4 separate regions of the Homo sapiens genome follow, and regions 2, 3 and 4 are each linked to region 1. The links are chromatin contacts, found by Hi-C or POLR2A ChIA-PET in ENCODE. All regions are on one chromosome and are shown on one strand. Each heading gives the region's core, a stretch centred on a gene start or an enhancer-like site at or near the end of the contact. The rest is flanking DNA. Distances are from core to core; before and after follow the strand shown.

Evidence for each region. A loop is a pair of places that touch in the nucleus more often than their neighbours do. ChIA-PET counts read pairs that join two places held with the same protein, here RNA polymerase II (POLR2A). Pooled maps may share reads with other maps.
Region 2: a pooled map shows a loop between it and region 1 (12-fold over the local background). The contact joins the promoter of MALAT1 here to the promoter of WDR74 in region 1. A Hi-C loop is called at or near these places in 1 of 37 single-sample maps with no recorded cell type and 7 of 50 pooled maps. POLR2A ChIA-PET finds 5 or more read pairs at or near these places in 6 of 52 experiments (CD4-positive, alpha-beta memory T cell, CD8-positive, alpha-beta T cell, HCT116 and 3 more).
Region 3: a loop to region 1 is called in a pooled map, with 4 times the contacts of the local background. The contact joins the promoter of ENEMAL here to the promoter of WDR74 in region 1. A Hi-C loop is called at or near these places in 1 of 50 pooled maps. POLR2A ChIA-PET finds 5 or more read pairs at or near these places in 3 of 52 experiments (CD8-positive, alpha-beta memory T cell, activated B cell and activated CD4-positive, alpha-beta T cell).
Region 4: a pooled map shows a loop between it and region 1 (7-fold over the local background). The contact joins the promoter of SYVN1 here to the promoter of WDR74 in region 1. A Hi-C loop is called at or near these places in 5 of 50 pooled maps. POLR2A ChIA-PET finds 5 or more read pairs at or near these places in 2 of 52 experiments (CD4-positive, alpha-beta T cell and HepG2).

Annotation. Positions count from the first base shown.
Region 1 is chr11:62,837,566-62,841,210 of GRCh38, forward strand. WDR74 (WD repeat domain 74) reads right to left here and starts at 2,025. Exons shown (of 11, transcript NM_001369450.1): 1 at 1,942-2,025; 2 at 1,757-1,863; 3 at 1,549-1,670. The coding sequence starts at 2,005. RefSeq lists enhancers at 1,449-1,578, 1,689-1,808, 1,869-2,208, 2,279-2,418, 3,049-3,218 and 1 more and a silencer at 3,349-3,398.
Region 2 is chr11:65,496,945-65,500,589 of GRCh38, forward strand. MALAT1 (metastasis associated lung adenocarcinoma transcript 1) reads left to right here and starts at 2,101. Exons shown (of 1, transcript NR_002819.5): 1 at 2,101-3,645. It also overlaps TALAM1. RefSeq lists enhancers at 93-1,292, 862-1,101, 1,162-1,231, 1,792-1,861, 1,912-1,991 and 3 more, a cis regulatory region at 553-568 and a silencer at 762-821.
Region 3 is chr11:65,475,546-65,479,190 of GRCh38, forward strand. ENEMAL (enhancer lncRNA neighbor of NEAT1 and MALAT1) reads right to left here and starts at 1,942. Exons shown (of 1, transcript NR_186313.1): 1 at 1,232-1,942. RefSeq lists enhancers at 1,735-2,330, 2,166-2,255 and a silencer at 1,866-1,995.
Region 4 is chr11:65,132,601-65,136,245 of GRCh38, forward strand. SYVN1 (synoviolin 1) reads right to left here and starts at 1,919. Exons shown (of 16, transcript NM_172230.3): 1 at 1,856-1,919; 2 at 870-1,018; 3 at 560-652; 4 at 322-474; 5 at 132-180. The coding sequence starts at 1,001. RefSeq lists silencers at 522-698, 2,415-2,598 and enhancers at 1,300-1,369, 1,658-2,561, 1,920-2,429.

The sequences.
Region 1 (3,645 bases), core at 775-3,274:
TATCCTATTTATGTACCCTGTAGCATGCCTCCAGTCCTTGGCCTCTCCCAGGCAGTACCCTCTTTCTAGAATACCCTTATCCCCTTCTCCACCAGTCAAAATTCTACCCATCCCTCAAGAACCAGTTCAGACATCCAGTCCCCCCCACAGGCTTTCCAGACCTCACCTGTCAGAATTACCACCACCAAACCTATGCAGCCTGCTTCACAGCCCTCTTTCATCATCTTTGGAAGAAAGCAAGGCCAGTCATCCAACCACTTAGCACCTTCCTAATCTTTGCTTTCAGAGCTACATCACCTTGTTGGTGGTTGAGCTCAAGTTGAGCCCAGGAGTTTGAGACTGGCCTGGGCACACAGTGAGACCCCATCTCTATAAAAAACTTAAAAATTTAGCTGGGCAGGGTGACACCTGCCTGTGGTCCCAGGTACTCAGGAGGTTGAGGCGGGAGGATCGTTTGACCCCGGGAGGTTGAGGCTGTAGTGAGCCATGAATGCACCACTGCACTCAAGCCTAGGTGACACAGTGAGGCTCTGTCTCAAAAAATATAAATGAATTAATAATGAATTAATGAATGCATGCTTAAAACTTTTTTTGTTGTTTTTTTTGAGATGGAGTCTTGCTCTGTTTCACAGACTGGAGTGCACTGGTGCGATCTCTGCTCACTGCAACCTCTGCGGGACGGATTCAAGCGATTCTCCAGCCTCGGCCTCCCAAGTAGCTGGGATTACAGGCATGAGCCACCACACCCGGATAATTTTTGTATTTTTTTAGTAGAGAAGGGGTTTTACCGTGCTGGCCAGGCTGGTCTTGAACTCCTGACCTCAAGTGATCCACCTATCTCGGCCTTCCAAAGTGCTGGGATGACAGGCATGAGCCACCACACCCAGCCTTGCTTAAAACTATTAAATGACAAGCAGGCACAGTGGCTCACGCCTGTAATCCCAGCACTTTGGGAGTCCGAGGCAGGTGGATCACCTGAGGTCAGGAGTTCGAGACCAGCCTAGCCAATACGGTGAAACCCCGTCTCTACTAAAGATACAAAAATAGCCGCGCGTGGTGGCAGACGCCTGTAATCCCAGGTACTTGGGAGGCTGAGGCAGGAGTATCGCTTGAACCCGGGAGGCGGAGGTTGCAGTGAGCCGAGATCGCGCCACTGCACTCCAGCCTGGGCAACAAGAGCGAAAACTCCGTCTCCAAAAAAAAAAAAAACAAAAAACAAACACACACACACACAAAACTATTAAATGACTTGCCCATGGTTACTTAGAGGATTATAATGGAGTCAGGTGAAAAACCTTAGAGGATGAGAACTTTTTGAAGGCAGAAATTTTACCGGCAGCCCCTGTACTTCTCCCAGTGCCTGGAATTCAGTAGGTGTTCAATAAATGTGTGTTACAGGTATGAACTACATAAGGCAGAAACCCAGGTCCCTGTCACCCATTCAAAGCCGTGTCACTAAGAGTTTGCCTGTCGCCATCATTCCAGTATCCTCAGGGAGCATCAACGCTCTCCCTTCGGCCCTGAGTTTAGCGAGGGGATTGGTCTTACCCGTCGGCCTGGGCGAGGCCACGGAACATGCCCTCCCCGCCCGGGCAGTGTCTCTGACCCTGGAATATGCCATCCTCGGTGCTGAAGTGCTTCACCGTCCTGTCCGCGCAGCCCACCAGCATCTGCGGCAAAGAAGGGCAAGATGGCGAGGAGAGCGAGGCTGCTGCGCCCCAGGCCCCCAGCTCCGGCCCGACCAGGGGCCACTCACCTGGGTCTCGCCGCCGGTGCCCCAACACAGGGCGCTCACTGCCTCCTCGCGCCGCGGCTGTCCTCCGGCCGTGAAGTTCGCCGCCTGTTTTCGCTGAAGATTTACCCCTGAGAGACGAAGGCGTCAGTCACGCCAGGGGCGCGAGTGCACCCCTGCACTTCCCGACGCCCGAGCCTGCCACCCACCTTTCAAGATCCCAGTCTCGGTGCCGACCCACACATGGTTCCAGCGTGCAGCAGCAGCCGCCATGACAAAGCCTGGAGGCAGACAGTTCACACTTCCGGCGCAGCGTGTGCGTCACCAGCGGGCGTCGAGTCCGATGCAGCGCAGTGTAGTTGCTGGAAGTTTGAAGAGCCGAAACAGTAAAGCTTCCATGCTTGTTTTGCTTTACGAAAATGAAACCAGGAGGTGCTTGTTTATGTAGATCGGAAGAATACATTGATCATTTTGCACTTGGGGGTGAAAAGCACCTTTCCTGGACTGCGTGGCCGGATCAAGCCAGCCCTAGTCTGTCTCCCGGCTCCATTATGTAATATGTGTTCTGGACTGTTAGACAAGAAACAACAAACGATTTAAGAAACGATTTAAGAAACACTTTAGAAACGATTCAAATCATTAATGATGTGTGGGGCTTCGTTCTGGAATATAAGTCACGAAAGAAAGATGGGAAAAGGAAACCGACGATTTTTTTTTTCTTTTGAGAGAACTTCGCCCTTGTTGCCCAGGCTGGAGTGCAATGGCGCGATCTCCTCTCACCTCAACCTCCGCCTCCCGGGTTCAAGCGATTCTTCTGCCTCAGCCTCCCAAGTAGCTGGGATTACAGCTGGTATTACTAAACCACCGCGCCCGGCCTCGTTTACTCTTCAAGAGGCGGACAGCGAGGCGCGGTGGCTCACGCCTGTAATCCCAGCACTTTGGGAGGCCGAGGCGGGCGGATCATGAGGTCAGGAGATCGAGACCATCTTGGCTAACACGGTGAATCCCCGTCTCTACTAAACATACAAAAACAAAACTAGCCGGGCGTGGTGGCGGGCGCCTGTAGTCCCAGCTACTCCGGAGGCTGAGGCAGGAGAATGGCGTGAACCCGGGAGGAGGAGCTTGCAGTGAGCCGAGATTGCGCCACTGCACTCCAGCCTGGGCGTCAGAGACTCCGTCTCAAAAAAAAAAAACAAAAACAACTAAAAGTACTCTGTGCTATGCTACATGAGAAACGCAGAGAAAGTCATCGCTCAGTAGAAATACAGTAATAGCGCATGCGTAAATAGGAGAGGGAAGTCGCTACTTTACCTAGAGATTAACACAGAAAAGCAACAAATTACCAGTTTACAAGTAAACCCTTTATCTAACGCGAAGATTTATTTATTTTTTGAGATGGAATCTTGCTCTGTCTCTCAGGCTAGAGCGCCCGCCACCAGGCCTGATTCACTTTTCTTTTGGTTTTTTAGTGAAGACGGGATTTTTCACACCATGTTAGTCAGGCTGGAATTACCCAATCCGCCCGCCCCAACCTCCCGAAGTGCTAGGATTTCACGCTTGAAACCCCGAGCGCGACCTAGGTTTAACACATCAAACGCGAAACCAGGCCGGGCGCGGTGGCTCACGCCTGTAATCCCACCACTTTGGGAGGCCGAGGCGGGCGGATCACGAGCTCAGGAGATCGAGACCATCCTGGTTAACACGTTGTGAAACCCTGTCTCCACTAAAAATACAAAACAGGCCGGGCGCGGTGGCTCACGCCTGTATTCCCAGCACTTTGGGAGGCTGAAGCGGGCGGATCACAAGGTCAAGAGATGGAGACCACCCTGGCCAACATGGTGAAACCCCGTCTCTATTAAAAGTATAAAAATTCGCTGGGCGTGGTGGCGGGCGCCTGTAGTCCCAGCCACTCG
Region 2 (3,645 bases), core at 851-3,350, 2.7 Mb after region 1:
TATACAGCGTCACTAATCTCTCCCCTCGGAGTTGACTGCCTAAAAACAAGCCATGGATACAGGTTCCAAAGACCCGGGGGTGAGGGAGCGGAGAGGGTGGGTGTCACCACCCCGTCCAGCTCCAAGCTTTGTGTGCCCTGGAACTCTCCATTTTAGGTCATTGCTTCAGTTTCTTTTCTAAAAAATTAGGCTGCTGCAAGGTCAGCCTGAGACCACTTCTGCCCCGAGAATTCTAGACTAGTAAGACCTGGTGACATACAAACGACGAAGATATTTTACAATAATGCCATGGCCCTTGATAGCTACACGAGGTTTGTGTTCTGATTTTAAATTAATGGATGACGTCGAGACTATATGGAGGAAATGACAAAGGACAGGAGAGAGGTGGGAAAGGAAGACCTAGACTGAAAATGGAAGTTGGGCAGCAGCTCCACGAAAGAAAGACCAGCCCCCAAGTGCAGTGACAGCGCAGAGTAGCGACCGAGAAGTTCCCAGGCCAGCTGCCACCCCGCCCCCATGCCATTCCCCAGAACAGGCACAGGCGTTAGGGCGGGGCGCGCGTGCGCAGTCACGCGCTGCGCCAACCGCCACAGCTCCGGGAAGGCGGCCAGGACCGGCTAGAGCCGGTTAGAACCAGTGGCGCCCGCCCACGAGCCAGCGCCTCACAAAGGGAGGGCGGCTCACGGCCCTCGCGTATCCCTGCGCGGCGCTCGCGAGCCGCCCCTCCCCCGGCGTTTGTCCCTGACGCAGCCCCACCGGTTGCGCAGTCCCTCCCCGCCCCCGCTCTCCCCTCCGCAGCCTGCAGCCCGAGACTTCTGTAAAGGACTGGGGCCCCGCAACTGGCCTCTCCTGCCCTCTTAAGCGCAGCGCCATTTTAGCAACGCAGAAGCCCGGCGCCGGGAAGCCTCAGCTCGCCTGAAGGCAGGTCCCCTCTGACGCCTCCGGGAGCCCAGGTTTCCCAGAGTCCTTGGGACGCAGCGACGAGTTGTGCTGCTATCTTAGCTGTCCTTATAGGCTGGCCATTCCAGGTGGTGGTATTTAGATAAAACCACTCAAACTCTGCAGTTTGGTCTTGGGGTTTGGAGGAAAGCTTTTATTTTTCTTCCTGCTCCGGTTCAGAAGGTCTGAAGCTCATACCTAACCAGGCATAACACAGAATCTGCAAAACAAAAACCCCTAAAAAAGCAGACCCAGAGCAGTGTAAACACTTCTGGGTGTGTCCCTGACTGGCTGCCCAAGGTCTCTGTGTCTTCGGAGACAAAGCCATTCGCTTAGTTGGTCTACTTTAAAAGGCCACTTGAACTCGCTTTCCATGGCGATTTGCCTTGTGAGCACTTTCAGGAGAGCCTGGAAGCTGAAAAACGGTAGAAAAATTTCCGTGCGGGCCGTGGGGGGCTGGCGGCAACTGGGGGGCCGCAGATCAGAGTGGGCCACTGGCAGCCAACGGCCCCCGGGGCTCAGGCGGGGAGCAGCTCTGTGGTGTGGGATTGAGGCGTTTTCCAAGAGTGGGTTTTCACGTTTCTAAGATTTCCCAAGCAGACAGCCCGTGCTGCTCCGATTTCTCGAACAAAAAAGCAAAACGTGTGGCTGTCTTGGGAGCAAGTCGCAGGACTGCAAGCAGTTGGGGGAGAAAGTCCGCCATTTTGCCACTTCTCAACCGTCCCTGCAAGGCTGGGGCTCAGTTGCGTAATGGAAAGTAAAGCCCTGAACTATCACACTTTAATCTTCCTTCAAAAGGTGGTAAACTATACCTACTGTCCCTCAAGAGAACACAAGAAGTGCTTTAAGAGGTATTTTAAAAGTTCCGGGGGTTTTGTGAGGTGTTTGATGACCCGTTTAAAATATGATTTCCATGTTTCTTTTGTCTAAAGTTTGCAGCTCAAATCTTTCCACACGCTAGTAATTTAAGTATTTCTGCATGTGTAGTTTGCATTCAAGTTCCATAAGCTGTTAAGAAAAATCTAGAAAAGTAAAACTAGAACCTATTTTTAACCGAAGAACTACTTTTTGCCTCCCTCACAAAGGCGGCGGAAGGTGATCGAATTCCGGTGATGCGAGTTGTTCTCCGTCTATAAATACGCCTCGCCCGAGCTGTGCGGTAGGCATTGAGGCAGCCAGCGCAGGGGCTTCTGCTGAGGGGGCAGGCGGAGCTTGAGGAAACCGCAGATAAGTTTTTTTCTCTTTGAAAGATAGAGATTAATACAACTACTTAAAAAATATAGTCAATAGGTTACTAAGATATTGCTTAGCGTTAAGTTTTTAACGTAATTTTAATAGCTTAAGATTTTAAGAGAAAATATGAAGACTTAGAAGAGTAGCATGAGGAAGGAAAAGATAAAAGGTTTCTAAAACATGACGGAGGTTGAGATGAAGCTTCTTCATGGAGTAAAAAATGTATTTAAAAGAAAATTGAGAGAAAGGACTACAGAGCCCCGAATTAATACCAATAGAAGGGCAATGCTTTTAGATTAAAATGAAGGTGACTTAAACAGCTTAAAGTTTAGTTTAAAAGTTGTAGGTGATTAAAATAATTTGAAGGCGATCTTTTAAAAAGAGATTAAACCGAAGGTGATTAAAAGACCTTGAAATCCATGACGCAGGGAGAATTGCGTCATTTAAAGCCTAGTTAACGCATTTACTAAACGCAGACGAAAATGGAAAGATTAATTGGGAGTGGTAGGATGAAACAATTTGGAGAAGATAGAAGTTTGAAGTGGAAAACTGGAAGACAGAAGTACGGGAAGGCGAAGAAAAGAATAGAGAAGATAGGGAAATTAGAAGATAAAAACATACTTTTAGAAGAAAAAAGATAAATTTAAACCTGAAAAGTAGGAAGCAGAAGAAAAAAGACAAGCTAGGAAACAAAAAGCTAAGGGCAAAATGTACAAACTTAGAAGAAAATTGGAAGATAGAAACAAGATAGAAAATGAAAATATTGTCAAGAGTTTCAGATAGAAAATGAAAAACAAGCTAAGACAAGTATTGGAGAAGTATAGAAGATAGAAAAATATAAAGCCAAAAATTGGATAAAATAGCACTGAAAAAATGAGGAAATTATTGGTAACCAATTTATTTTAAAAGCCCATCAATTTAATTTCTGGTGGTGCAGAAGTTAGAAGGTAAAGCTTGAGAAGATGAGGGTGTTTACGTAGACCAGAACCAATTTAGAAGAATACTTGAAGCTAGAAGGGGAAGTTGGTTAAAAATCACATCAAAAAGCTACTAAAAGGACTGGTGTAATTTAAAAAAAACTAAGGCAGAAGGCTTTTGGAAGAGTTAGAAGAATTTGGAAGGCCTTAAATATAGTAGCTTAGTTTGAAAAATGTGAAGGACTTTCGTAACGGAAGTAATTCAAGATCAAGAGTAATTACCAACTTAATGTTTTTGCATTGGACTTTGAGTTAAGATTATTTTTTAAATCCTGAGGACTAGCATTAATTGACAGCTGACCCAGGTGCTACACAGAAGTGGATTCAGTGAATCTAGGAAGACAGCAGCAGACAGGATTCCAGGAACCAGTGTTTGATGAAGCTAGGACTGAGGAGCAAGCGAGCAAGCAGCAGTTCGTGGTGAAGATAGGAAAAGAGTCCAGGAGCCAGTGCGATTTGGTGAAGGAAGCTAGGAAGAAGGAAGGAGCGCTAACGA
Region 3 (3,645 bases), core at 692-3,191, 2.6 Mb after region 1:
TTCATTTTGCCTTTTCAAATTTTTTTTTTTTTTTTGAGATGGAGTCTCGCTCTGTTGCCCAGGCTGGAGTGCAGTGGCGTGATCTCAGCTCACTGCAAGCTCCGCCTCCCGGGTTCACACCATTCTCCTGCCTCAGCCTCCCGAATAGCTGGGACTACAGGCGCCAGCCACCATGCCCAGCTAATTTTTTTGTATTTTTAGTAGAGACGGGCTTTCACTGTTAGCCAGGATGGTCTCGATCTCCTTACCTTGTGATCCATCCGCCTCGGCCTCCCAAAGTGCTGGGATTACAGACATGAGCCACCGCGCCCGGCCCACGCCCGGCTATTTTTTTTGTATTTTTAGTAGAGACGGGTTTCACCATGTTAGCCAGGATGGTCTCGATCTCCTGAGCTCGTGATCCACCCGCCACAGCCTCCCAAAGTGCTGGGATTACAGGCGTGAGCCAACGCGCCCGGCCAATATGTTTTTCTTAATGGAGGAGTATCCGCAGGGCGCGGTGGCTCATGCCTGTAATCCCAGCACTTTGGGAGGCCAAGGCAGGTGGATCACGAGGTCAGGAGATCGAGATCCTGGCCAACATGGTGAAATCCCATCTCTACTAAAAATACAAAAATTAGCTGGGCGTGGTGGCACATGCCTGTACTCCCAGCTACTTGGGAGGCTGCGGCAGGAGAATCGCTTGAACCCAGGAGGCGGAGGTTGCAGTGAGCCGAGATCGCGCCTCTGCACTCCAGCCTGGGCGACAGAGCAAGACTCCGTCTCAAAAAAACAAAAACAACAACAAGAAAAAGAGGTGTGTTATTTAACCTTTTCTTAGAAGCTTCTCTGCTGCCCCCAATCTTTCTCAGCAATCCTAAGCCTTGCTCCAGTTACTGGTTAGAGCTGGGCCAATAGTGGTCTGACCACACGTGGTGGCAGCATTCTGAGCTCTGAGGAGACAACCTGGGCTCTTGTCTTGAGGCCTAAACTGGGCCTGAGAGAGCAGGAACAAATCTGCCCTCTCCCTAAGCTCAGGGAGTCCACAGCGGGACCCTCACACCCAGTCTAAGGAGACCACTGGGCAGAGCTGAGATCTTAAGGACAAGCTGGAGTTCCCTCAGTTTTGGGAAAGGAGTTCTGGGGTGAGCGAGGAACATCAGGAGAAGCTGGAACAGAGAGGGGCAGCCAAGTCCTGAAGGGCCTGCTGTAACCCAAGAGAGAGGCCTGGCTTTATCCAGCAAGGCCAGGGTGCGGTCGGAGCAAAGGTTGTTTTATTAAAAGCTTCCTATGGCTGGAGCCCAGGAGTTCGAGGTTACAGTGAGCTATGATCACACTACTGCACTCCGGCCTGGGCAACAGAGCCAGACCCTGTGTTTAAAAAAAATCCTAAAAAGCCACAAAACTTCCTGAATGCAGACAATGTAGGGGTTCAAGGAGCTAGGGAGTACAGCGGAGACAGTGTTTGAACAGGCCCAGGCCTGGGCAGGTGGCTGCCTTGGATGCCCGAAGGGAAAAACAGAACAAAATCAGGAGGAATTGGAGCCTAAGTGAGGGAGCAGAGGATGAAGGGCGAGAAGGGGGCATGGGGCTGACAAAGCCGGGGTGGCAGCCCGTCCCACCCCACTCAGTGTGGGTTCCCGCGGTCTGTTCGGCGCAGCCACAGGGTCCTCCCACCACCCTCGCGGCCCTTCGCCAGCCCAGATACCGTTTTCCCGACTTTGGAACGGAGACCACAACACCCGCCCCGGAACTACTGAAGGCTCAAGTTAGGTCAACCCGGCAGGAAACCGGTTCCCAAATCCCAAGGCGGACCCAGGCCCGCGGTTCCCTCCCTCAAGGCTGGAACAGCGCGCAGTGGCCACCGCCGCCGGGTCTCCAGCCCCCAGGAGCGCGGCCTCCTCCCGGACTCTCTCCGATGCGGTCCTGCCCTGGGGACACGGCAGGAAGAAGGGACCTGGCTGGGGGACGTGGCCCCGGCGCGGGGGCAGGGGAGGCAGCGCGGGACTCCCAGCGGCCCCTGCGCGGGTGCCCACCCGCCGTCACGTGACACGCCGGGCGCTGAGTCACCGGGAAGCATCTGGCTGGGCGGCCGGGATTGGCCAATCTGCGGGACCGTCTGGAGCGGAAGGGCGGTGGTAGCTGGCCCTGCTTCTCCCTCCCCAGGATCTCTGCACTGGCCTTACGAACTGGGGAGTCCAAGGGGTTCCAGGACGGGAAGGGGAGTTTGAGACCAGCCTGGGCAACCTGGCCAGACCCGGTCTCTATTAAAAATACGCAAAACACACACACCACACACCCCACCCCACACAGCCCACACACCCCACACGGCCAGCAGCCCTTTCTGTCACCGACTCCGTTCCCCTGGCCAGTGAGCTCTCCGTCCCCTTTTCCTCCCTTTTCGCACACGTGCCTTTCCTGCCTGCTCCCACCTGGTGCCTGAGGCGTCTCTGCGCCTCAGCACTGGCTGTTCGGTTTGCACTACGGAGGGCAGTGTAGGTTTGAAAAGGAAAGTTTCATTATATAGAACACTACCAAGGCAGGGCGCGGTGGCTCACGCCTGCAATCCCAGCACTTTGGGAGACCGAGGCGGGTGGATCACTTGGGGACAGTAGTTCAAGACCAGCCTGGCCAACATGGTGAAACCCTGTCTCTACTAAAAATACAAAAATTAGCTGGGAGTGGTGACACTTGCCTGTAGTCCCAGCTACTTGGGAGGCTGAGGCAGGAGAATCGCTTGAACCCAGGAGGCAGAGGTTGCAGTGAGCCGAGATCCGGCCACTGCACTCCAGCCTGGGAGACAGAGTGAGGCAAGACTCCATCTCAAAAAAAATAATAATAATAATTAATAAAAAAATAAAAATAATTAAAAGAAAAAGAAAAAGCACTACAGAAGAGTGCAGAGGGGCGCCTCAGCTAGAGGACTTAGGGATTTTCCTTAGGGGCATTTATGGACCTTAAAGAGGGAGCTTAAGGGTAACTTGGACCACACTAGCCACATAGGTCATGATAAATGATTACATTTGTAGACATTTTGGTGCCTAATGCCAGTCAGCAAGGGTTGTTGCACAATGAGTTTGGACAGGCATGCATTTGCAGAGATGTATAGAAATTCTAATTACTTGGAAATTTTGTTGGACCGGAGCTAGGAACCAAATGGTATAGGGAAGTCTCATTACTTCTGAATTCCTCAGATAAAGAGTTTTGCCTCTGCCTGGGCTGCTCGATGGCCACCAGGTGACCTTTGCTCTCCTCAGGGGCTGCTGTGGGTCCAGAGCTGGAAGGAGAATGGGCCGCATCCTTTCCTCCTTCCCTCCCCGCAGCAGCAGGGGCTCTGGCTGCGGGGGCGGGCTGAGCTCCGTCCGGGGTGATGCGAAGGGGGTCATGCCGAGGGGGTGACTCCCAGCTTGCACTGCGTCCCACAGTCGCGCCTCGCCTCGCCTCCCGGAGCCCGAGTCTTCCAAGGGCGCTGGCAGCTGCGTCAGCTCCCGCTGCCCGCCCCAAGCGTCCAGAGCTAGGAGGGAGTTACGGGGCGAGGCCCAGGGCTTTTCAGGGCCGGGGGTCGTGCGGCCAGGCGCGGGTGGACTAGGCCAGCGGCCACTGAGGGGCAGAGAGGTCTGGGGTTCTAAGTTTAGCCCACTCCGCGAATGTGGATTGCTTTGTTTG
Region 4 (3,645 bases), core at 669-3,168, 2.3 Mb after region 1:
CACAGAGACTATGCAAATTAACTTCCTAAATTATCTTTCCTGTACAGCTGTGGGGGGTAGCCTGTGCTCTGGAGTACAGGTCCACGGTTCACGTTCCAGTCCTCCCTTCCCCTCCCCTGAATCTCACTCACAGACAATGCGGCAGTGAAAGAGCCAGGAGATGTTGGGGCTGCGTTCCATCTGAGGCAGAGCACAGAAGAGGCCTGTCAGGAGGCCTGGGGCTCACCCCACACCCTCAACCTAGCCCTCCCTGCTCCTTAAGCCTGCCCGCTGGCTACTCCCTGGCTTCCACCTGCTCCAGAACTCCCTGCCTTGACTCACAAAGTCCACACGGTCCTCAGCCAGCCAGTGGAAACATTTGAGGAAGAGAAGAAGAGTGAAGAGTGCAACAAAGCGGGGGCTGAAGTCATCCCGAAAAACGGTGAAGGCCAGACAAGTCTCTGTGACGGCGTACCAGGAACGTTCCAGAAGGTGCTGGGGGCCAGGCAGGGAATAATGTGGATACCAAACATTCTTTCCCAGCACCCTGCCCTCACCTTTGGGGCAGCCGACATCTTACCTCCATCTCTGCTGCCCTCAGTTGCCCAAAGAACACCTTGCCCATCACCTTGCCCAGAAGGAAGACAAGGACAAAGGCCTGGATGTACAGGACCTAGGAGTGGGGAGAGGCTGTGGTTTGAGGTCACTTTCTGCTTTCCTCTCCTTGGGACTCATCATGCAGGATCCTCCACATCCTCATCACAGTTTATTCAAAGTTAGGCAGCTGGCGGCTACTTCCCTACTTACCTGACCTCTAGCCCCGCCCCTTGCCCAGGCAGACTCCTCCTTCCCTCCCAGGGAGTTCCTCCCTCCCTGAGCCCTGAACTCACTGCCATGCTGGGGCTGGACTTGGTCAGGTACACCACAGTGGGGTAGAACTGGTGTTTGAGGTAGTAGGCGTGAGCCACCACAGCCCCGGTCAGCGCCAGGCTGGCCGCCATCATCACTGCCGTGCGGAACATTGCCCTGGCCCGGAGACCTGCATGGGGCAAGAAAATAACTTATGTGATGCTCGTGCTGTGCAAAATAGCCCGGTGCCTGGCACAGCCTCAATTCATAGGAGAAAGTGGGGGGGAAATCACATTTCGCCCTCGAAATCATCAGACAAAGAATAGCTTACGCTACCCCATTTTACAAATTAGACTCGAAGGGGTTAAGTGATCACACTGACGCAAGGCCTGGAACCTGGGTCAGTCTTGCTTCAAATCTAGGGCTCTTTCCACGCTGCCTGCCAAGCCGCCTCCTCTAGGGAGGTGATGAGGAAAAGCTGCAATGTTGGAGGAGGGGGAGCTGCACCGCTGACCCTCCGGTGGAGAAGATGGGGTGGGAGGCAACAGCAGAAATCTGCTCCAGGGGCGGGAATGCGCAGCCAGGGCTGAGAGCAGCCAAGGCACAGAGGATAGCAGGCTGGGCAGGCGACAGCGCCGGTGACAGCTGTGTTAGGGTGGGCAGTTCGGACGCCCGCCCTGCGGGAGCGGGCGGGGAACGTCAGCCTGGAATCCTGGGGTCCCCCGACCCCCGGAGTAGTGTCAACTCAGAGCACCACAAAAACAGCGGGACGGGAGAGAGCAGCAGCGGGACGGGAGGAGCCGGGTCGCCCTCGCGGCCGCGCACCTGTGAGCACCAGGAGTTGCGGGCGTCGCAGGCAGGGCCCAGGCTTGAGCAAAGCGGCCGCACCGGCGTCTGAGGTCTCCGGCCAGCTGACAGGCCGAAAGCGTGCGGCGGGGCTGAGGGGCGTGCCGACTCCGGAGACCTCAAGGGGAAGGTTCGGGTCCCGACCCCAACCACAACTCGGGCCAGACTTCGCCCCACTCACCAGGAACCCAGCGCCGCGAGCCCGCTCAATCCGCGCGACTGCGGCTGCCCCTCCGGTTAACAACACTCCCCACCCCCTGCGAACCGGAACTTCGGGGGTCAGACACCTCACTTCCGGCGGCGCGGGGCGCGGCGTGGGTCGTACCAAGTGCGTCCTGCCCTGGCTCGCACTGCGCCCTACGTGGGCCCATAGCAATGGTGTCACCACCGTATCTGGGGTGATGTCTACGGGGAAGGGCTGGGCAAGAGGTCCGAGAGGTGGTCGGAAGGTAATAAGGCAACAGGGGGGAGTCGGAGGTCCCCCTATTATTTATTAGTCACAGATGGTATGGCTCCTGCGCTGAGTGGCCTCCTCGGACTGGGGGACTCGGCCCCGCGAGCAGCTGGGAAGGGGAGCCGCTTGCGGGCTGTACCACCTGGAGCGGGGAGTAGGCCAGGGACAGACTATACAAGCCTGAGGGGAATGAAATGTTTTCTTAAACATTTAGGGAGAGTCACAACAGTTTGACAAATACGGTGCTCTCTGAGAGAACTGGATGCGGAAAACAAAAATTTGTCTTCTCCATGATCACCCCCACAAGTTGTGTGGGAGTGAGTTGGGTCCCGTGGCTGCCACTGATTGGTTGCGATAAGTTACGCGGCCCAATAAGAAAAAGAATGTACCTTTGCTGGCCTATAGAAAGGGGAAAGCAGGTGAGTGGTTGTTAGGGGCGGACAGCTGCGTTGCCTAGGCCCTGGTCCCGCTCCAGTTGGCTGAGAGTAGGGAAAGCTCAGTCCTTGGGCGAGTGATCCCTGGCTGGCCTCCGGGAACGTTTGCCGCGCCAGGACAGGGAGGGACAACCAGGTGTACCCGAGACTGGGAGATTAATTCCTGCTAATCTTGGGACGGAAGTGTTCTGTTTGTTCAAAGGAATTGACTTCAGCGTCGCAGGCCTGCCCGCATCTCAGTGTCTGATTTTGCTGCCCATGTGTTGTTCAGCTCTGAGCCATAAGCAAGACCCCCACTGGTCCTGGGCTGCACTGTATTTTAGTTCGTGTCTGGGTCGCAGCCAACTAAGCCTGCTGATTAACAAAATGGAGCTAATGCATCCACTTTGTGCCTTGCGTTTTCCTCCGTCATCTCATTTAATCATCAATCACTAAGGTTTATGAGCTAGGGGGTGCTACCCCCTCCCCCGAAACGTGGGGCAATTGAAATTCAAAGGCTTACCAAAACCTGTCCTAGGATTGGCGCCAGGTCTGTCTGCCTCTAAATCTCTGTGCTGTTGGTCTCAGCCATCTTCCCTGCCACCTGTTGACTTGACAGTTTCAGCTTATAACCAGTCAGAGTTGGCTTCCCCGTAAGGCCACGTATAACTTTTTTTCCCCCTTTTCTTTTTATTTATTTATTTATTAATTTTTGCGACAGGGTCTTGCTCTGTCGCCCAGGCTGGAGTGCATTGGCGCCATCAGGGCTCATTGCAGCCTCGACCTCCCGGGCTCAAGCGATCCTCCCACCTCAGCCCCACAAGGTGTTGGGATTACAGGCGTGAGCCACAACACCTTGCCTATCTGTAACTTTCTAGTGACTGCATCCAATGGTTGGCTTTCAGCCCTTGCTTGACTCAACCTCTCTCCCCTTCTTGAAAGTCTCCTCCCTAAGCTTCTGTGATCCACATGCCTCTGCTCCTCTTTTCTCTCTGGCTATGCATGTGTCCTCTTCTCTTTACCTGATGTCCTTCTCTTTACTTTTCCTGCATGATTTCCTCTGCTCCAGTCCAGCCCCTGACCCAGGTGCTGATGATTTCCTTG